Regions from separate parts of the Homo sapiens genome. Here all the other regions are linked to region 1. A link is a loop called in an ENCODE intact Hi-C map of the cell type or tissue named here. Cell type or tissue: endothelial cell of umbilical vein. All regions are shown on one strand. Links, peaks and the distances in the headings refer to the core of each region. The heading gives the core; the rest is flanking DNA. Region 1 holds the start of HELLS (helicase, lymphoid specific). Region 2 holds the start of TBC1D12 (TBC1 domain family member 12). Region 3 overlaps HELLS (helicase, lymphoid specific).

What was found. Peaks named below come from ENCODE experiments on the same cell type or tissue, not always from the same donor. Only the 100,000 strongest peaks of a DNase experiment are listed, where the experiment ranks them.
Region 2: it touches region 1 in a loop (8-fold over the local background); 8 of 110 quality-filtered maps call a loop at or near these places.
Region 3: it touches region 1 in a loop (6-fold over the local background); 3 of 110 quality-filtered maps call a loop at or near these places.

Annotation. Positions count from the first base shown.
Region 1 is chr10:94,543,093-94,550,157 of GRCh38, forward strand. It overlaps HELLS (helicase, lymphoid specific), which reads left to right and starts at 2,696. Exons shown (of 22, transcript NM_018063.5): 1 at 2,696-2,860; 2 at 3,285-3,406. The coding sequence starts at 2,830. RefSeq lists enhancers at 1,752-2,376, 1,790-1,839, 2,377-3,001, 3,002-3,625 and a silencer at 2,550-2,629. In endothelial cell of umbilical vein, for the core only: no CTCF peak of the experiment used is centred there; DNase peaks (open chromatin) are centred at 2,409, 2,639, 3,119, 3,709 and 1 weaker place; H3K4me3 peaks cover 2,130 bases; H3K27ac peaks cover 1,884 bases.
Region 2 is chr10:94,398,504-94,405,687 of GRCh38, forward strand. It overlaps TBC1D12 (TBC1 domain family member 12), which reads left to right and starts at 4,038. Exons shown (of 13, transcript NM_015188.2): 1 at 4,038-5,081. The coding sequence starts at 4,111. RefSeq lists enhancers at 3,786-3,945, 5,246-5,545 and silencers at 4,276-4,765, 4,836-5,165. In endothelial cell of umbilical vein, for the core only: no CTCF peak of the experiment used is centred there; DNase peaks (open chromatin) are centred at 3,918, 4,718 and 5,288; H3K4me3 peaks cover 2,431 bases; H3K27ac peaks cover 1,891 bases.
Region 3 is chr10:94,599,511-94,606,694 of GRCh38, forward strand. HELLS (helicase, lymphoid specific) reads left to right here. Exons shown (of 22, transcript NM_018063.5): 22 at 2,018-2,589. The coding sequence ends at 2,112. Among named protein-coding and RNA genes, the nearest start is that of HELLS, 57 kb to the left of the region's middle. In endothelial cell of umbilical vein, for the core only: no CTCF peak of the experiment used is centred there; a DNase peak (open chromatin) is centred at 3,821; H3K27ac peaks cover 1,689 bases.

The DNA of each region.
Region 1 (7,065 bases), core at 17-5,016:
GCCCGGCCAGGTCTAGGGCAAATTTTAAGGGATCAGAGAGCAAGGGAAAAGATTTAGGAATGTTGGCTTGGCAGGGTCTGATTGGAGGGCTTCAAATTGAACCATTTAACGTAAGGTACTGTTATAGAACTGAACTGTGGTCCACTTGCCTGGCTCAGGAAGACAAGACTTCCACACTGAGCTTTTGCAGCTGTAGGAATTGGGGCAGCTCATGCTTAAGACCCAAACTCCCTGATGGCTTGCAGGTAAGGATTTTTAAAGGCAGGGGTAAATTTCAGGAAAGCAGAAATTACAGGCAAAGTCATTGATTAATACATGGAGTCTATGTATTGTTTCGACCGCCATCTCAAAGGGTAGGTAGGTCAAAAGGTGGATTAAAAGGTAGGTCATAGATGGATTAAAAGGTTTTCTGATTTGCAGTTGGTTCAGGAGGTGAAGCTTTGTCTAAAAATTTGGGGAGCTGGGTGTGGTAGAGTGTGCCCGTAATCCCAAAATTTCTTTCCCTTTGACTTGGGAGGCTGAGTGGGAGGATGGCTTGAGCCCAGGAGTTTGAGACCAGCCTAGGCAATATAATGAGACTCCATCTCAATTTTTAAAAATTAAAAAATAAAAATTTGGGATCAGCAGAAAAGAATGCTAGCTCTGCTTGTGTGTGTGACCTCCTCCAGGCCCCTAGGAATAAATTTAGAACAAATGAGGCAGCAGAGTGCCAGCACATGTGTTTGGTGGCGCTTGGGGTTTCTAAAAAACAACTCAGAGACATGTGTTAAGATATTATCTCTAGTTTTTATAAAGGAACCAAACATCTCCTGAATCTAACTTCCTGGGCTGTTGTTTTAGGCTACCATTACCTTCTTCCTTATCAAGTTGCTTATTTACTTGTCAGGGCTAGCTAGGTTCCTGGAATTTCCCTTGAAGCAACTCAAGATTTCCCTTTATTCCCATGGTTTTTTTTTTTTTTTTTTTTTTTTTTTTTTTTGAGACAAAGTGTAGCTTTATCACCCAGGCTGGAGTGCAGTGTTACAATCTCGGCTCACTGCAGCCTTGACCACCTGGGATCAAGTGATTCTCCCACCTCAGCCTCCCAAGTACTAGGACCACAGGCATGTGCCACCACAGCCGGCTAATTTTGGAAATGTTTGTAGGGGCCAGGCACAATGTGTCACGCCTGCACTCTCAGCACTTCCGGAGGCCGAGTTGGGAGGATCCCTTGAACCTAGGAGTTCGAGACCAGTCTAGATAACATGGCGAAAAACCGTCTCTACCAAAAAACAAAAACACACAAAAACCCCAAACCAACAAAAATTAGCCTGGAATGGGCTAATGTCCGACACTAAAATGTCCGGGCGTGGTGGCACGCACCTGTAGTCTCAGCTACTTGCTAGGCTGAGGTGGGAGGATCAACTGAGCCCAGGAGGTGGAGATTGCAGTGAGCAGAGATCGTGCCATTGCACTCCTGCCTGGACGACAGAGTGAGACCCTATCTTAATAAAATAAAATATAGAGACTAGGTTTCGTTTCTATTTTTTATGAGACGGAGTCTCTCCCTGTTGCCCAGGCTGGAGTGCAATGGCGCGATCTCTGCTCACTGCAACCTCTGCCGCCCAGGTTCAGGCGATTCTCCTGCCTCAGCCTCCCGAGTAGCTGGGACTACAGGCGCCTGCCACCGTGCCCGGCTGTTTTGTATTTTTAGTAGAGACAGGGTTTCACCATCTTGGCCAGGCTGGTCTTGAACTCCTGACCTCGTGATCCACCCGCCTTGGGCTCCGAAAGTGCTGGGATTACAGGCGTGAGTCACCGCACCCGGCTTGTAAACTCTTAAATTTTGTATAGACACAATCATACAAGTTGTGGGAGTCAAAATGAAGGAAACGGGTGGTTACATGGTAGGTATATTTAATGCCATACATCTTAAGAAATTGGAGGTGGGAAAGGGAGCCCTGGAGAGGGAGACAAAGGAAATAGTTGAAAAGGAATGCAAACAAGAAAAGGAGGAATTGAAAGCTGAAGTGAAAACCAGGGACAAGAAAAGCTCCGCTCCTTCCTTCACTGCCCACTCGAATGAATGAATCCTGTTTGGTTTCCTGAATCTTCCTTCTGCTGGCCACTCCGCTTGGTCCATCACTTCTTTCAGCTTGCCCTTATCCTAAACAGCTTTCTTTAACCCAGTCATAATCTTAATTTCCTGTTCCTTCTCTCTCCCGTCCCACCCACAAAAAAGCCCTCCTCTTTGTCATTTTGGGGGATTTTTCACTTAAGATGTGAGCCGCGCGCTGCGGGTGCGGCGAGGCTGGCCCTATAAAAATGTTTCTGTTTCTGACATCCTCGTGCAGATACGCAGACGTCTCTACCTACAGGATCATGGGCTAGCGGGTGCTCAATCACAGCAGCCAGCGTTGGAAGGCGCCTTGCAAAGTATTAACAGCACTATCAAACTTTAATTGCGTAGTTCGGAACCAGATATGTGAGGAAACTGGGTTCTCCACGATCGGCCACCTCGCCCAATCTCACAGGATAGTTACAGGCTGAGTTCGGCAGCGGGACCCAGTTTCCTCCTGAGAGAGGTCCAGGTAAAGGTTTACGGTTGCCACAGGTCAGTCCTGACGAAAACCGCAAGCTGCGCCAAATCTCGCGCAGCGGGGCGGGAGGGCGGGTGGGGAATGTAAGGTATCGCGAGATGACAGGATTTTCCCGCGAAGGAGAAGCGCGCTTTTTTCCCTGGCGGGGGATTTGGCTAGAAGGCTGGGCCGGCAGCGGTTGTGAGGAGTTAGCTCGCGGCATTGCAGGCTCTGAGAGGAGGGGACCCGGTTCCCGGGTGAGTGTCCAGGCATGCCAGCGGAACGGCCCGCGGGCAGCGGCGGTGAGTGAGGAAAACCTTTTGGGCGCGGGTGGCAGCCTGCGGGGCTGAGGTGGGCAAGCATGGAGGCTGCGGCGGAGTTTCGGGGAGGGAGCCGACCCCGGGCAGGGACTGAGGAGGAAAGGAGGGTTGGGAAACTGCAACGGTGAGTGGAGGACACCCCGGAATCGCACGTATTAGCATGCCGGTGAAGATTTCACATAGGCAACTGCATTTTCCCGAGCATCCCGAGTTGTAAACTGTGGTCCAGGCGACTTGTAGACATTGTGAAGACTTACGGTGTCTTCTGAGAGGTGATGCTGGCGTCCCCTCGGTCTTCAGCTTTTGCTCCAGTGCATCTCGGGTGGGAGAAAGGCTGTTTCTTGTTGGAGTTGAGTAGTTGGTAATTTTTTTAAAACTGCAATTTGAAAGCTTTCTCCCCCGTCAGGCTCGGAGGCTCCAGCAATGGTTGAACAACTGGACACTGCTGTGATTACCCCGGCCATGCTAGAAGAGGAAGAACAGCTTGAAGCTGCTGGACTAGAGAGAGAGCGGAAGATGCTGGAAAAGGTAATTTAGGCATCAGGTTCGTCGTCGTGAAAGCCTGTGGTAACCTCGGCTTTAACCCGGAGGTGTGGTTTGTGTTCTTTGCTTTCCTATTTAGTGGGCTTTTTAATAACTGAAAGAAAACAGCTTTATTACTTGTCTTTTTTGTATGTTTACAGATATTGCCTTTGAGAATCCTTTCGCAAGTGCTTTGAATGGTGTGTTTCTATGAGATGTAGTCTTGGTAGTCCCATCACTTTTAAATGAGCATTTCAGATTGCTTGTTTAGCCATGAAAAGTCTTTCAAAGTCCATAGTGAGTTTTTTCGTTTGTCATCCTTATTTCCTTTAAAAATTACCTTAAATGTATGTCTCATGGCAAACAGGAATCGCTAAAACCTGCAGAAGTAATGTACTAGACTGAGGGCAGGAGAAGTTAGCATCAATCAAAGGCTGGGCTGGAATCCAAGTCTAATGATTTCCTTATACTGTAGTGCTGTTTTCCACCTAAGTGATCAACTTGCTGTTTGTTTTTCTTTTGGTTTCATGGCCTGTGTATTGCTACATAAGATTCTTTAGCTAAAAATGTGCCGTACTTTTTCAATGACAAGTTGCTGTAGTTTTCTTGTAGAGAGCATTTTGTAAGTTACTAAAAACAGTTTTTAACCTGAAAAATTCTTGTTTATTCTAAAGCCCCACCCTGCTGCTTGATTCATATGCAAGAAAAAGAATGATCGTTGACTCTTAAGTACTGCCTAGTACGTGGTTTTCTTGTGCTTTATTAATTTATTAAACTCTACCGATATTATGATATAGGTTATTTTTTGTTATTTTCATTTACAAATGAAGAAACTGAGGGAGAAGGGCACATAGTAAGTGTTGAAGTCAAATTTCAACTCAGGCTGCCTGCAGAATTTCTGTCCTTAATAATAGTGAATTAACTCATGATTATAAAACTACTTAAGTTGGAAAATAATGCATTCCAAAAACGAGTAATGAGGCCGTTGGTTCCCTGTTATGTCAACAATAATTTTTTTGTCAGCATTGTTAATACTTCTTGAACATTTATTAGGAGTCATGCATTGTTTTGAATGCTTTATATGTATTTACTCATTGAATCCTCAACTATTCTGTAAAGTAGATGTTCATTATTACTATTACTGCTATTAAACTTACTAGTTTAATTACTAGTATAAACAATTGCTATTATTGAACTACACAACCAAATAGGTTTTATTAGTCATCTTATTTTACAGATGAGGAAACTGAGGCACATAGAGGTTGTTTGGGTGCCACAGTTGGTAAATGGCAGAGCTAACATTCCAGTGTAGGCCATGTGGTTCTAGAATGCACATTTTTTAACTACCATGCTATAGTTCCACTCCAGTAATACTCCTTCCGTTATTACTGATGATCTCTGGTTGACTATAACCAGTTAAGGTAATATATTAACAAATTTTCTTTAAGTAACATCAATACTTTTTGCTTCAGGGTAGATGTGAATTAACAGAATTGAGAGGTCTGACCTGAACCACCTTTTCTCATTCTTTGAATTTTCATAGTACTTTATTACACAGAATTTACCATGACCAAATAAGTAATGATAAATACTTCATACTACTTTTTGATTCTTTCTCACTTTGTTTCTTGAGGGTGCATCACTTGCTGTTTTGTTTTTGTAGGCTTTGCACCTGGCACATAGTAGGCAATCAGTAAGTGCTTATTGAATAGCTAACGATGATAAAATGGTATTTTATAATATACAAGATTATATACATATACTAAATATACTTATTAGCTATATAACCAGATGAATTATAAAGTATAAATTCTGGGGCAAGTGCCCAGAATGGAATCAACTGAAGAAGTCTAAGAGGGATGTGATAATTTTGTCTTGAGTAATGTATCTTCAGTTTTATCTTGTTTCTTCATATACCCATTATGAGTGTTGGGTAGGGAAATAGCATTTAAAGAAAGATATGCCTGAGATATGACAACAGTACATTTTCAGAAGGTATTATTCATTCAAGGAAGAAACACTTCACATTTAAAAAAGATAAGTCAAATATGTAGTATTTTATATATTTGCTGAGGTCAAATGACCTGCTACTTTTAATGACATTTTTAAGCTTATGAACAAACATTTTGCAGTTAGTCCTAAATTTAATAATTATGCATCATAGAACCTAAAGAGTAATTTTTAATCCTTCCATTAAAAAAGTATATGGCTGTTTTCATGGCCTGGCATGGTGGCTCACGCTTGTAATCCCAGCACTTTGGGAGGCCGAGGCGGGTGGATCACCTGAGGTCAGGAGTTCGAGACCAGTTTGGCCAACATGGTGAAACCCCGTCTCTACTAAAAATATAAAAATTAGCCAGATGTGGTGGCGCATACCTGCAGTCCCAACTACTCAGGAGGCTGAGGCAGGAGAATTGCTTGAACCCAGGAGGCAGAGGTTGCAGTGAGCCGAGATGGCATCACTGCACTCCAGCCTGGGTGACAGAGCAAGATTCCGTCTCAAAAAAAAAAGTATGTAGCCGTTTTCAATCTTAATATAAGTGTGTAATTTGCTAAAACATTAGTGTTGTGGTTTCGTATTACATTGTCTTGTTATGTACAGATAAGGAAAGTTTTTGATTATTTTTTGCACTGGACCCTCATAAAAAGTGATTGCCTAGATGACACTAGAAAATTCTAAGAAAAGTTTTCAGAGTCTCTACCTACTTGAGATTAATAAACATGTCTTTGGAGGCCAAACAATTAACTATGCACAGGTAGAGATTCCTTTTCTTTTGGGAGAATACAGTCTGTATGGGCATGTATTTAGAAGTACTTAACAGAGGAAGAGCTAGCTTAAGTTCCTTAATGAGAAGCATTTGGCTTTAGGAAATCCTAAGGTTTGTGAGGAACCTAGAAAATGACTTTGACATTCATTGGCTACAGTTATTTTCTTTGACTTTTCACATGTATTTCCCTTTAAAAGAAGTCATTGTTAGTCTAGGAGATTTGAGTACTGATAGTGCCTGTGAAGTGGAGGAGGGGGAATAGTTGGAGTCAGGAGATTTCTTGGAGAGGTAAAAGGATCATGATATGTGTAGGCTAAAATAGAACTCCTCCCACCCCCCAATAAAAAATCTGGGATTGGTGTTGGGAGAGATAATGGGGTAGATAATGAGGAATTTCTGCCCTCGGTGTCCATTGGCATACTCTGTACTGTAGTTACCCAGAGTTGTTTCCTGCCAGGCACTCAGTGCTTTTAATAGATGGAGTTGCAATTTACCGTAATATAATCATGAAATTGATAAATAAAGAAAAAACAGTGATAGGAAGATTTGAAATACAGAAGACCAGGTTTAAGGATTAACCACTTACATGGTATTATTTTAATATTAATTGTATATTATTTTTTTCCATGATGGCATCTTAAAGCTTTAGTGATTTTTATTTTTATTTTTATTTTTTTGAGACAGAGTTTCACTCTTGTTGCCCAGGCTAGAGTGCAATGGCGCAGTCTCGGCTCACTGCAACCTCTGCCTCCGGGGTTCAAGCAATTCTCCTGCCTCAGCCTCCTGAGTAGTTGGGATTACAGGCATGTGCCGCCAAGCCTGGCTAATTTTGTATTTTTAGTAGAGATGGGGTTTCTCCATGTTGGTCAGGCTGGTCTCGAACTCCCAACCTCAGGT
Region 2 (7,184 bases), core at 913-5,912, 140 kb before region 1:
TGAACAACTATCACCTCTATCTAGTTTCAAAATACGTGCCTGTTCACCTCATTTTCATTCAATTCATTTTATACTCCCAAAAACCTTTATATCCATTAGATAGTCACTCTCTATTTGTCTTTTCCCTCAGTCATTGATAATCACCAATCTGCTTTCTGTCTCTATGGATTTATCTATTCTGGATATTTCATAGGAATGGAATTATATGTTATCTATTTTTTTTTAAGAGATGGGGTCTTGCCATGTTGCCCAGATTGGAATGCAGCAGCTATTCACAGGCATAATCATAGTTCACTATGATCTTGAACTTCTCGGATCAAGAGATCCTCCCACCTCAGCCTCCCGAGTAGCTGGGACTATCCAGGTACACACCACCACAGTGCTTTTCACATTCATCCACCTTGTAGCATGAATCAGTATTTCTTTTCTTTTTCACGTCTGAGTAATATTTGGTTGCATGGATATACCATATTTTGTTTATCAGTTCCCCTGATGATGGACATTTGGGTTGTTTCCACCTTTTGGTTATTATTGGTAATGCTGCTGTGAACATTCATGTAAAACATTTTTTTTTTTTTTGAGACGCAGTCTTGCTCTGTCGCCCAGGCTGGCGTGCAGTGGTGTGATCTCAGCTCACTGCAAGCTCCACCTCCCAGGTTCAAGCGATTCTCCCTGCCTCAGCCTCCCAAGTAGCTGGGATTAAAGGCACGGGCACCACTGAGCCAGGCTATTTTTTTTTTTTCCTCGAGACGGAGTCTTGCTCTGTCACCCAGGCTGGAGTGCAGTAGTGCGATCTCGGCTCACTGCAAGCTCTGCCTCCCCAGTTCACGCCATTCTCCTGCCTCAGCCTCCTGAGTAGCTGGGACTACAGGTGCCCGCCACGACACCCGGCTAATTTTTTGTATTTTTAGTAGAGATGGGGTTTCACCGTGTTAGCCAGGATGGTCTCGATCTCCTGACCTCGTGATCCACCCTCCTCGGCCTCCCAAAGTGCTGGGATTACAGGCGTGAGACACTACGCCCGGCCTTTGTATTTTTTTAGTAGAGATCGGGTTTCACCATGTTGGCCACGATGGTGTTGAACTCCTGATCTCAGGTGATCCACCTGCCTCGGCCTTCCAAAGTGCTGGGATTACAGGCATGAGCCACTGTGCCCAACCCACGTAAAACATTTTTGTTTGAACACCTGTTTTCAATTCTTTTGGGTATACACCTAGGAGTAAAATTGCTGGCTTATAAGTAATTCCATGTTTAACTTATTGAGGAACTACCAAACTGTTTTTCATGGAAGCTGCACCATTTTACATTTCTACCAGAAATGTATGAAGGTTCTAGTTTTTCCACATTCTTTTCAACATTTGTTTTCTATTTTTTTGATTATAGACATCCTGGTGAGTGTGAAGTGCTATCTCATTGTAGTTTTGATTTGCATTTCCTTAATGACTAATGATGTTGAGCATCACTTCATATGCTTATTAATATTCCATTAACATATGTTTCTTAGGAGAAATGTATATTCAAGTCCCTTGCCCATTTTTTTAGTTGGGTTGTTTTTCAGTTGTTGATTTATACAAGTTCTTTATTTATTCTGGATACTGCACTCTTACCAGATATACAATTTGCAAATATTTTCTCTCTTTTTATATTTTTTCCACTCGTGTCCTGAAAGTCATTTTTTCCTTCTGAAATACCTTGATAATAAATGCATTGCTGACTATGCCTTTGCCACTTAGTCCTTTCCTAGGGCCTTCAATAACGCTTATTTTCGAAGACACTTGATGTTTTTATTTTGTTGAGACAGAGTCTCCCTCTGTCGCCCAGGCTGGAGTGCAGTGGTGCGATCCTGGCTCACTGCAAACTTCGCCTCCTGGGTTCAAGCGATTCTCCTGCCTCAGCCTCCTGAGTAGCTGGGATTACAGGCGCCCACCACCACGCCCGGCTAATTTTATTTTATTTTATGCTTTTATTTTTAGTAGAGATGGGATTTCACTATATTGGCCAGGCTGGTCTTGAACTCCTGACCTCAAGTGATCTGCCTGCCTCTGGCTCCCAAAGTGCTGGGATTACAGATGTGAGCCACCACGCCTGGCCTCTTGATGTTTTTTTAAATTGAGTGTTAGGTACATGCATGCCCATTTTATTGACATTTTATTATATAAAGGTTATATTCCCTCTTATATCTGTATGTATAGGTATTTTTATATGAAATAAATTTTAAATGCTTGACAATAATGTCTCCTCTACGACTTCTATTTTCTGTTCTTGCATTCACTAACATACTTTTAGAATGAATGAGTGGTCTATATTCTATATACTTTTATAGAATGAGTGGTCTATATTTTCTGCTTCGTTTTATCCACAACTGATGCCTCTTCAATTTCTTGCAATACAACTTTTTTGTCCTGAAATAATGAAACATTTGGGTCTGTGCCCGACCCTTATCATTATTCTTTCTTCCTAGGTAATGTTACTCATGATTCATCCACCTACTTGCATTATACAGATGACGCCTAATCTGTGTCTCTGAACCTAAACCCTAACCCAAGTTTTATTATTTATTTATTTGAAACAGTTTCCCTCTTGTTGCCCAGGCTGGAGTGCAGTGGTACGATCTGGGCTCATTGCAACTTCAGCCTCTCGGGTTCAAGCGATTCTCCTGCCTCAGCCTCCCAAGTAGCTGGGATTACAGGTGCCCACCACCATGCCCAGCTAATTTTTCGTATTTTTAGTAGGGACTGGGTTTCACCATGTTGGCCAGGCTGGTCTCGAACTCCTGACCTCAGGTGATCCACCTGCCTCGGCCTCCCAACGTGTTGGGATTATAGGCGTGAGCCACTGCGCCCAGCCAACTCAAGTTTTAGAACTCTATATGCTGGATATTTTCAGTCGTTTACTTTACCAGATGTATTTCCCCTATTAATCGTTTTTTTCCTATCCACTTTTCTATTTCTTCAAACCATATCAGTTTCAGTCTCATATCTTTGTAGTAATCATTGGTTACTCTCTCTTCTGTCACTTCTGATCAGTTATCAAGTCTTTCGTCTTTTACTTTAAATATACTTCATTTCCACTCAATGGTCAATCATCCCATTTTAATCCACTATCGCAGAGTGCTGGAATTATTTCAATAGCTCCTCTCTGCCTGACCACTTCCTCTCCCTCCTTAGGTGATAATCTTTTTTTCTTGTTTGAGACGGAGTCTCGCTCTGTCGCCCAGGCTGGAGTGCAGTGGCGCGATCTCGGTTCACTGCAAGCTCCGCCTCCCGGGTTCACGCCATTCTCCTGCCTCAGCCTCCCGAGTAGCTGGGACTACAAGCGCCCGCCACCATGCCCAGCTAATTTTTTTGTATTTTTAGTAGAGACAGGGTTTCACCGTGTTAGCCAGGATGGTCTCCATCTCCTGACCTTGTGATCCACCCGCCTCGGCCTCCCAAAGTGCTGGGATTACAGGCGTGAGCCACCGCGCCCGGCCGGTGATAATCTTTTAAACAGAGGACTGTGATGAAACATGGTGCTAGGTGAGCAAGATAACTTAGGATATCTTTCTTTTGTGTTAGATGAAGTGAAGAAGGGAGGGTGTTGACCCTCCTGGATGAAGTGATGAAGCCCTGAACTGTGGCAATGATGCCGGAGAAGGATGTAAAAATCGTAAAGTCGACTGGTGACCAATTAGAGCTGGAAGGACTTACCCACGCTAACACCTCCCAAATATGGGAGTATTTTACTACCATAAATGAAATACATCAAGTGAATTTTTGCTAAGCGAGCAATACCCGCGCTTCGGTAAGAACTGTCACGCTTAGAGCGGGCCAACCAGCTTCCACCATCCAGATGGCGGATCCTAGATTGGCAGCCTGCGTCTCTCTAGCTACCGTCTCTATGGTTCGGGGAATCTCCAGGTCGGGGCTTGACCGGTCCGACTTTTGCGCGTGCGCGAGTCCTGGCGCGTGCCCGCCCTCAAGCAACTGTCCGACCCAGCGGGTGGGAGGGGTGGGTCTGGGAACGTTGCGGCGGCTGTCGCCGCGGCCCCAGCACCCAGAGCTGTTCTCTGGCCAAGCCTGCGCCTGTAGTCCTTCTTTGCCTCCTGGGGCGGCCGCCACCCACCCCCAGATGGTGGGTCCGGAGGATGCCGGAGCCTGCTCGGGAAGAAACCCCAAGTTGCTCCCGGTGCCTGCGCCGGACCCCGTGGGCCAGGACAGGAAGGTAATCCGGGCCACGGGCGGCTTTGGCGGAGGCGTCGGCGCTGTGGAGCCGCCGGAGGAGGCTGACGAGGAGGAGGAGGCTGACGAGGAGGAGGAGACGCCGCCTCGGCAGCTCCTTCAGCGTTACCTCGCGGCGGCCGGGGAGCAGCTGGAGCCGGGGCTCTGCTACTGTCCGCTCCCCGCTGGCCAGGCCGGCGCCCCGCCGCCCTCGGCAGCCCCACGATCGGACGCCTGCCTGCTGGGCTCGGGCTCCAAACACCGCGGCGCGGAGGTGGCTGATGGCCGCGCGCCGCGGCACGAAGGCATGACCAACGGCGACTCGGGTTTTCTGCCGGGCCGGGACTGTCGCGATCTGGAAGAGGCTCGCGGGCTGGCGCGCGCCGGCGGCCGGGAGTCGCGCCGCCGCCGCCCCTACGGCCGCCTTCGCCTGGAGGGGCCTGGCGACGAGGACGCGGACGGCGCGGGAAGCCCGTCCGATTGGGCCTCTCCGCTTGAGGACCCGCTGCGGAGCTGCTGCCTGGTGGCCGCGGACGCCCAGGAGCCCGAGGGCGCGGGCAGCGACTCGGGGGACAGCCCCGCCAGCAGCTGCAGCAGTAGCGAGGACTCAGAGCAGCGGGGAGTCGGCGCCGGGGGTCCCGAGGAGGGCGCGCCCCCTGCCACCTCGGCCGAGAGGACTAATGGGGGTGCGGAGCCGCGCCTGGGCTTTTCTGACATTCACTTCAACTCTCGCAACACGTTCCAGGTGAGCCGCGGTCAGAGCGCCCGCGATCACCTGCCCCCGGCGGGGCCGCCGGTGCCCTTGCCCGCCGCGGAGCAGGGTCCTGCGGGGGCTTCGGCCCGGGCTCGACGGAGTGGCGGCTTCGCGGACTTCTTCACCAGGTACAGCGCAGGCTGCATGGGACTCGGGGCGGGTCCGGGGCCGGGGCCGGAGCCGGGGTCTTGGTGGGAGTCGGAGCCGGAGCCGGAGCCGGAGCGGAGAGCTTGGTCGGCCGCTTCCGTGCCAGCCCCACACGCGTCAGGACTTAGCTTTGATTTGTCACTGGAGGAAGAGGAACTGGGTCGGCTTTGTGTTTCTATAGGAGAAGTTGTGAGCTCTGTGGACAGCGAGTCTTTCTGTTGCCTTGTCCGCGGGAGGCTGTACCTGCCATTCATACCTGGCTTCTGAGCAGTCAGGTTGGGCCAGCTGTCTAGTGCCACATATGCAGTTGCCTTTTCTGGAAAAGCAGATAACCATCTCCGTCTCCAATTTTTAAAAATTTTACTACAAACATTTAGGTTGTTGGGGGGGTGGTGAGGGGAGGCGGTATGTGTGTACGGGTGTGGTTGTGAAAGAGAGAAGGAAGTCATTTTGTAGAGCTGTTTATTTGCTGTGCTTGCATAGCGTCTAAATCCATTCAAGTGGTTTGGGAATTCTTGAAATTAGAAGTGGTTGTGCTTCATAGTGTTTAATCGTTTGTTTCAGTGGTCTTTATTAAAATGCAGTTTGGTGTTTAGAATTTTATCCCAACTTTTTAAGCCAAAGTAGGGCTTTTACTAAGGAAAGCCTTTTTTCTAATCTCCCAGATAAGCCTCTCCTTTTTTTCCCCAATAACTTTAGTTTTTTTAAAAAATGGTATTGTATTTGTGATTTGACAGGATATTCTTGAAATTAAATTATGGGCCGGGCGCGGTGGCTCACGCCTGTAATTCCAGCACTTTGGGAGGCTGAGGCGGGCGGACTATTTGAGGTCAGGGGTTCGAGACCAGCCTGGCCAATGTGGTGAAACCCGGTTTCTACTAAAAATACAAAAATTAGCCAGGCGTGGTGGCAGGTGCTTGTAATCCCAGCTACTCGGGATGCTGAGGCAGGAGAATCACTTGAACCTGGGAGGTAGAGGTTGCAGTGAACCTAGATCGTGCCATTGCACTCCAGCCTGGGGGACAAGAGCGAAACTCCGTCTTTCAAAAAAAAAAAAAAAGAAAAGAAAGAAATTAAATTATGGTGCTGGACTTCGCAGATTTCAGGATGGAGGTTTGTTGATTTAATAGGGATAAATAAGAGTAGTCAGAAAATACTTAATACACCTTACTGTAAGAGCAGTCCTGTAATCCCAGCACTTTGGGAGGCCGAGGTGGGTGGATCACCTGAGGTCAGAGTTCGAGACCAGCCTGGCCAACATGGTGAAACCCCGTCTCTACTAAAATATACAAAAATTAGCCGGGCATGTTGGCAGGCGACTTAATCCCAGCTACTTGGGAGGCAGAGGCAAGAGAATCGTTTGAACCCAGAAGGCGGAGGTTGCTGTGAGCTGAGATCGAGCCATTGCACTGAAACCTGGGGAATAAGAGCTAGACTTCTCTCAAAAAAAAAAAAAAAAAGGCAGTTTTCCTTGAGTTAGATTTTGACACGCCTTTTTCTTCTTCTTCTTCTTCTTTTTTCTTAAGTCCCCAGGCAAATAGGAAAATATTCCCAACTTGTAAAACTTTCCTTTACAGAGTTCTCCCTACTTTGTTTTTCTACCTTTTCGGGGATCTTGACTATAACCAGAAGTGAAAGAAGCAAATTCTTAGCTCAAGTTTTAGCAGGTTATACAATTAGCGTACATATTGTAGACATAAAGGCACAATTTTCTGATTATAATTGATATTTCTTATTCCTCTTTCTAGTTTATCCTTATTTTTTTGCTTGTATAAATTTACAAATATAAAGTTTCTTAAATCAAAAGTGGAAAATCCTAATTTTTTGTTACTCAGGACAATATATGTAGTAATGACATCTGTATTTGTAATATAGTTGCAAAAATATATTTAAAGCTTGTACTGGCAGTATTCTAAAAGATCTCAAGGTGAGTTAGGTTTATAAATTTGTGACACTGTGTGGCCTTTGGGTGTTTGTTGGTCATATCTATCTTGGTCATGTTTTGAGGTCAGATGTCAGGCAATTTTAGATCTGGGAGGGGCTTTGGAGATAACAAATTCAACTAGTATACTCTTGAGTTCTTG
Region 3 (7,184 bases), core at 1,101-6,100, 58 kb after region 1:
TCCTGCTAATTTTGTTTTGTGTATTTTGTAGAGACAGGGGTTTGCCATGTTGCTCAAGCTGGTCTCACACTCCTGGGCTCAAGTGATCTGTCTGCCTCATCCTCCTAAAGTGCTGGCATTATCGAAACTGCTTTTATTTGCAAGTGGTCTGGTTTGATTATCTTCATAGGAAGTCCAAGGGAATCCAGAATCTTTTAAAATAGAATTTAAGAAGATTGCTTATTAATAATATGTGTAACAGCAATAATTGTTTAATAATGAAGGTTTTTACAACAGCTACAAAATTAACATGCCTACAATTAAAGTTTAACAATTTTTAACATGTTTATATAAGGACAGAATTATGAAACATTGAAGGACGTTAATAGAAAGACTGAGTAAACATGCAGATTTAGCTGTATTTGTGGATATGAATGGTTACTACAAAGTGTAAGTCAGTGGTCCCCAAAACTAACTTATATTCTTGAATTTTTCTTCTAATTAAAATCCCAGAATGATGGCTGGGTGTGGTGGCTCATGCCTATAATCCTATCACTTTGGGAGGCTGAGGCAGGTGGATTGCCTGAGCTCAGGAGTTAGAGACCAGCCTGGGCAACACGGTGAAACCCTGTCTCTACTAAAATAGAAAAAATTAGCGGGGCATGGAGGCATGTGCCTATAATCCCAGCTACTCAGAAGGCTGAGGCAGGAGAATTGCTAGAACCTGGCAGGTGGAGGTTGCAGTGAATGGAGATTGTGCCACTGCACTCCAGCCTGGGTGACAGAGCGAGACTCTGTCTCTTAAAAAAAAAAAAAAAAATCCCAGAATGACTTTTTGTAAAACAGACTGTTGTTAAAATTTATATGAGAGAGTAATAAAGGGCCAGAACCAAGACAGTTTTGAAGCACAAGATATTCTATACCAGGTATAAAGTCTTATTAAAAATTTAAAAGTCATAATAATCAAGATGGTAGAATTAGCACATGGTGTGATATATTGGCTAGAAGTACAATATGGTGAATCTAGAAAGACAACTTTCACGAAAAGCTAATAAATGTGAAATGGAACTTCAAACAACTGATAGGAAATTCCTATTAATCAATAGATGATCTGGGGAAATAGTAATTAATAGGGGAAAAATTAACTTAGATTCTCCTCTCCTCACACTGCACTTACAAACTTCAGATAAATTAACAATCCACGTGTTCAAAACCTAAATATTAAAGGTAGAATTTTAACCTAAAAAGACAAGAAAATATATTTATGATTTTAGAATTAGAATTCTTTATAATACAGAAATCACAAATTATATGATAGGTTTCATAGATTTTAATTACATTAATAGGAAAGACTACTATAAGACAGATGACACCATAAAGAGATAAGAGACAAACCACAAATAATATTTGCAACATATAACAGGAAGTGTTTAGGATATGCAAGTAAATAAAAGTTGATAATGAAAACGGATAATATAAGAGCAGGCTATTACCAAGAGAGAAAGAAATGTCTGATGAACAGACAAGGATGATTAGAAATCAGTAATACAAATGAAAATCAGATTTCATTTCACAGCTGTCATGTTGATAAAAATTTAGGAGACTACATATTGTCATTGATTCAAAATGTTTCTCAAGGTAAGCTTTTTGTGGTGTGTTTTCAGCTATTAAACGAATCGTGATTGGGCCTCTTTTTAAAACGTTTCTGACAACATGATTCAAATTGATATTATTTATTGCTCTTTGACTTGTTTATCTTACCTTAAATTCAGCAAAAGCGATTTTGACTAGCAAACTGATGCTTTAGATTGTATGCTCCCAAGAGTCTGATTCTAGTTGTTGTATTAAGAATAGTGTACCTTTTTGCTTTCACTGCTATTAAATCTTGGTGATTAAGGAAGAGAGTGCCCTGTATTACTGTGAGTTTTATAATTTTGGACAGATGACTCACTTCTCATAACATCATATTGGATGTTTCTTTTACGATTTCTTCTTCTTATACTTCTAAAATGTACCTGTTTTAATGTTTTTCCCTTAGATCAAATGAATGCTTCAGGACCAATTAAAGAGAAGATGGGGATATTCAAGATATTAGAAAATTCTGAAGATTCCAGTCCTGAATGTTTGTTTTAAAGTGGAGCTCAAGAATAGCTTTTAAAAGTTCTTATTTACATCTAGTGATTTCCCTGTATTGGGTTTGAAATACTGATTGTCCACTTCACCTTTTTTATTATATCAGTTGACATGTAACTAGTACCATGCGTACTTAAATAGATGGTAATTTTCTGAGCCTTACCAAGAACAAAGAAGTATCCATATTAAGTTTAGATTTTCAGTTAATTTTTGAGACTGAGTAGTATTCTTGGATACAGGCTGATGTGTACTTAACCACTTCCAGATTTATACAGTCTTCCTGTGGAAGTTTAGTAAATGTCTTTTTCCCTCCTTTCTTCTAGTAATGCAGTTCATGGGCTTTAGGTACTTCAGTTATGAAGTAGGCTTTTCATGGGGAGAGATTGGGATTATGCTCTCTGTTGTTTAAGAAACTGTTTGATTTTAGAGTCTATTTCTATGAGATAGTTTACCAAATAAATGTTCCTTATAAGATGATCTCATTAAATTATTTCTTCAGGAATAGCTTAGGTGCAATAATAGCAAAAGACTTGGCTGTCGGTAGGATTTGGTTATTTTGTTTTCTTGGTTTCATTCACTAGTACTATAGGAGTGTGTCATATAGAGATTTCAAGTGGACATTGTGTTAGCACAAGAGAAGTTTCTGAATGAAACTTTAGGGTCTTGAGAAACGACTAGAAATTGGAAATGGTAGTGTATCATGCAAAACAAGACAGACCCTGAAAATTTATAGTAGTGGGTTAACTAGAACCAAATATAAGAGAATAGGCCTTAGGAATATGTAAGTAATGCACAATCTGTAATAGAACAGCATAAAGGCCAAAAGAGGCACAATTTAGACCCTGTGTGAAAGGATATCAGACAATGAGGAAGAGAAATCCTGAATGTACCCTGGAGAGGGGACATACTCCATAAGCCATACATTTCTGTGTTAGTGTTTATTTCATGGAAAAATATTGCTGTTGCCATGTATATTCAAATGCAGATCAGATGATCTGTTAAGGATAATGGAACCGTCACTTAAGAAAAACTTAATTTTTTTTCCCTGTGTCCTATTGGCACAGGTCTTTTCTTTTAAATTTTTATTTTAATCGTTTTGAGGTACAGGTGGGTTTTGGTTACATGGATAAGTTCTTTGGTGGTGAAGAAAAACTTCAGATAGAACATTTGGTTAAATAAAAGACTATAGAGCAGGTTTATTTGTTTTTTAAGTCAAAATGTTAACCCATTACATAAGCATGCTGACCTAGGCTTGCTTGAAACTCGTGATCTTGTCCTTAGTGACCCAGTCTTTCCTGTTACATTGTCCTAAATGACTGGTTTCATAGTTTTACTCTGTCATTGCACGTCTCATATCTCCTCCCTCTCACTTTGCTCCCTATTGCCCTGAGAAAATAGACGCAGTCAGAAAAGAATCTTTAAAAGTTGTCACCGTTGCATCTGTAAACCTAGCATCTGTGCCCATCTGTCCCCATCTGCCCTTTATTATATACTGCGGATATATTGTTTGTCGTAGCTTGAGCCAATTGCAATGTCTCATTTCTTTTATAACAAAGCTCCTTGAAAAAGAGTTCTATTATAGCAAAACTCCTTGCCTGTATTCATTGTTTTTAGTTTGTTCTGTTTTTTCTGAACCCATTCCAATCAGATATTCATTTCCATTGGAGCTGGTATTTTTAAGGTCTCGTGACGTCAGTGACCTCATTTTACTTGATCTATTAGCAGCATTTCATACAGTTGTTGACTCTTCTCCATTAAAACATTTACTTTATTTGGCTTCTAGGAAACATATTTTCCTGCTTTTTCTTCCTATTTCTCTGACTCTTTTCTCAGTTTCCTTTGCTGTTTCCTTTTCTATCCTCTAAACATTGAAATATCCTAAGCCTAGTTTGGGATTCCCTTGATGGTCTTCATTTCTTTAATGGGAACTGTGCTGGTGACTCAAATTTATATCTCCAGCCAGAACCTTTCTCCTGAATTCCAGATTCACATATCCGACTGTTTACTAGGTGCTTGATAACTATATCTGTACTTTTCATCTTGTTTAATCCAAATTTACTTCTTTTGCATTTTCCTTAGTTCAATAAATGACAACTTTATTCTTCCAGTTATTTAAACCAAAAATCTTAGAGTCATTCTTCTCTTCCTTCCCTCATATTTCATGTCTGATTCTAAAGGAAATCTTGTTGCCTGTACTTTTTCTTTCTTTCCTTTTTTTCCCCTTTTTTTGAGTCTCGCACTGTCGCCCAGGCTGGAGTGCAGTAGTGCAATCTCAGCTGACTGCAATCTCTGTGTCCCGGGTTCAAGCGATTCTCCTACCTCAGCCTCCTGAGCAGCTGGGGTTACAGGTGCATGCCACCATGCCTGGCTAATTTTTATATTTTTAGTAGAGACTGGGTTTCACCATGTTGGTAAGGCTGGTCTCCAACTCCTGACCTTGTGATCTGCCCGCCTTGGCCTCCCAAAGTGCTGGGATTGCAGGCGTGAGCCACCACATCTGGCTTTTTTTTTTTTTTTTTTTATAAACAGTTTCACTTCGTCACCTGGGCTGAAGTACAGTGGTGTGATCTTGGCTCACTGCAACATCTGCCCCCCGGGTTTAAGTGATTCTCATTCCTTGGCCTCCCGAGTAGCTGGGACTAGAAGTGTGCGCCACCACACCTGGCTAATTTTCTTATTTTTAGTAGAAACGTGGTTTCACCATGTTGGCCAGGCTGGTCTCGAACTCCTCACCTCAACTGATCATCTGCCTCGGACTAAGTGCTGGGATTACAGGCCTGAGCCAATGCGCCCAGCCTACTTTCTATAAAAGTCGTCATGTCTCTGCCCCCACCCCCCGCCACCCCCCACATAGTCTGTTTCATTTGATTTTCCCCTTAGTTTAGTGTTTTATTTTGATGTTTCTTCAGATGCCTTGGGATCATTTACTGTTCCTCATATTTAAGAGCAAATGCTTAAAAATTCTTAGAAATACCTTCTTGAAAAGCCTGCATTCCTACCACCTCTCACCACTTCAACATGAAATAATGATCCCTTACATCTTTTTAGTGTAGTTATATAACTTTTGATTGGCTCAATAATTACTTTTATTATGGCTGTGTAAGTATTATTAAAGCTTTAGATAAGCCATGGAATATGCTGTGATTTTATTTTCATTCTTGTGCAGCTTTTTTTTTCTCCCTGAAGTTAATACTTAACTGTTTTTTACCTACCAGTAATTTATATCTAATCACTCTGGAAATATAAGCCCCTCAGTATATTAAAACAGATCTCATGATTCAGTAATAAACCTCCCCCTCCAAATATATCCCATCACCTCTACTCCCTGGAACATTCTTCTAGTTTGGACTGTAGAACTGATTCCATCTGGAACCTTCCTTTACCATACTCCTGGGTATTCCTGTTGGCTGTTTCATGTTTTGGAATTACTGTTTACTGTGTCTTGTGTCTCCCCCCCCCCCCCTTTTTTTTTCCTTTAAGACAGAGTTTCACTCTTGTTGCCCAGGCTGGAGTGCAATGGCTTGATCTCGGCTCACTGCAACCTCTGTCTCCCAGGTTTAAACTATTCTCCTGCCTCAGCCTCCTGAGTAGCTAGAATTACAAGCGCCCACCACCATGCCCAGCTAATTTTTGTATTTTTAGTAGGGACAGGGTTTCACCATGTTGGCCACGCTGGTCTCGAACTCCTGACCTCAGGTGATCCACCCTCCTCGGCCTCCCAAAGTGTTGGTACTACAGGTGTGAGCCACTGCGCCTGGCTGGATCTAACTTTTTTTCCTCCTTGGTTTACTCGCTCACTTTGATGGATTATGTTGTCTTGTGTTTTCCCAAGAAAAGAATTCAAGGGAAATGAATTTTTTGAGAACTCGCATATCTGGCTGTATTTTTGTTGGATTCTTATATTTGATGGATAGTTCTGGTTTGGGATTTTAGAGTAGGAATTATTATCTTCTCAGAATTTCGAAAGTTGTTGTGTTGTCTCAGAACTTCCAGTGTTGTGGGAGAGAAAATTAATGGTTCCTTTTTTTTTTTTTTTTTTTTGAGACAGGGTCTCATTCTGTCACCTAGGCATGAATACAGCTCACTGCAGCCTTGACCTCCCGGGCTCAAGTGATCCTCCTGCCTCAGCCACCAATTTAGTTTGGACCACAGCCATGCACCAAATGCCCTGCTAAATTTTTAATTTTTTGTGGAGACAGGGTCTCACCATGTTGCCCAGGCTGGTCCTGAACTCCTGGGCTCCAGCAATTCCCCCCGGCTTGGCCTCCCAAAGGGCTGGGATTACAGGTGTGAGCTCCTGCACCTGGCCCGAATGCTGCTTTGATTTCCAGTCTGTTGAAGGTGGGGGGAACCAGCCTTTTGTTAATGTGAGCTTCCAGTGTTTCTTTGTCTTTTGTATTCTAAATTAATAACACAGTGATGTGTCTTGGTATGGGTCTTTTTTTTTTTTCTTTTTTTTTTTCATTTTTAAAGAGACTCCTGCTATGTTGCACAGACTTGTGAATTCCTGGTTTCAAGTTATCTTTCCCCCTATGTCACTCAAGTAATGTGGACTACACTCATGTGACACCATGCCCATCTTTATGTTGTGTATCTTATTTTTGTTTTGTTTTACTCTTGAATCAGCTCAGTCTGAAAATCTGTCTTTTAATTCATGGGGATTTTTTAGAATGATTTCTTGGAGGGTTTTGTCTTTTGAATGTGTGGTCCCTTCTCTGCCTAGAATTTTTTTGTTTGAATGAGACATGGTCTTGCTGTTGTCCAGGTTGGAGAGCAGTGGTGCAACTATAGCTCACTACATTCTTGAATTTCTGGGCTCAAGCCATCTTCCCATCTCAGCTTTCAGAATATCTTGGCTACAGGCATGTGACACTATGCCCAGATAATTTAAAAAAAAAAAAAAAATTTCTTGAGACAGGGTCTTGCTATGTTGCCCAGGCTCGTCTTGAATTCCTGTTCTCAGAGGGTCCTCCTATGTTTGCTTCCCAAAGCATTGGTATTATATGTATGAGCCACCACCACTAGCACTTCTGCCTAGAACTCGTAACAAAATTTCTTTCCCCCATCTGCAT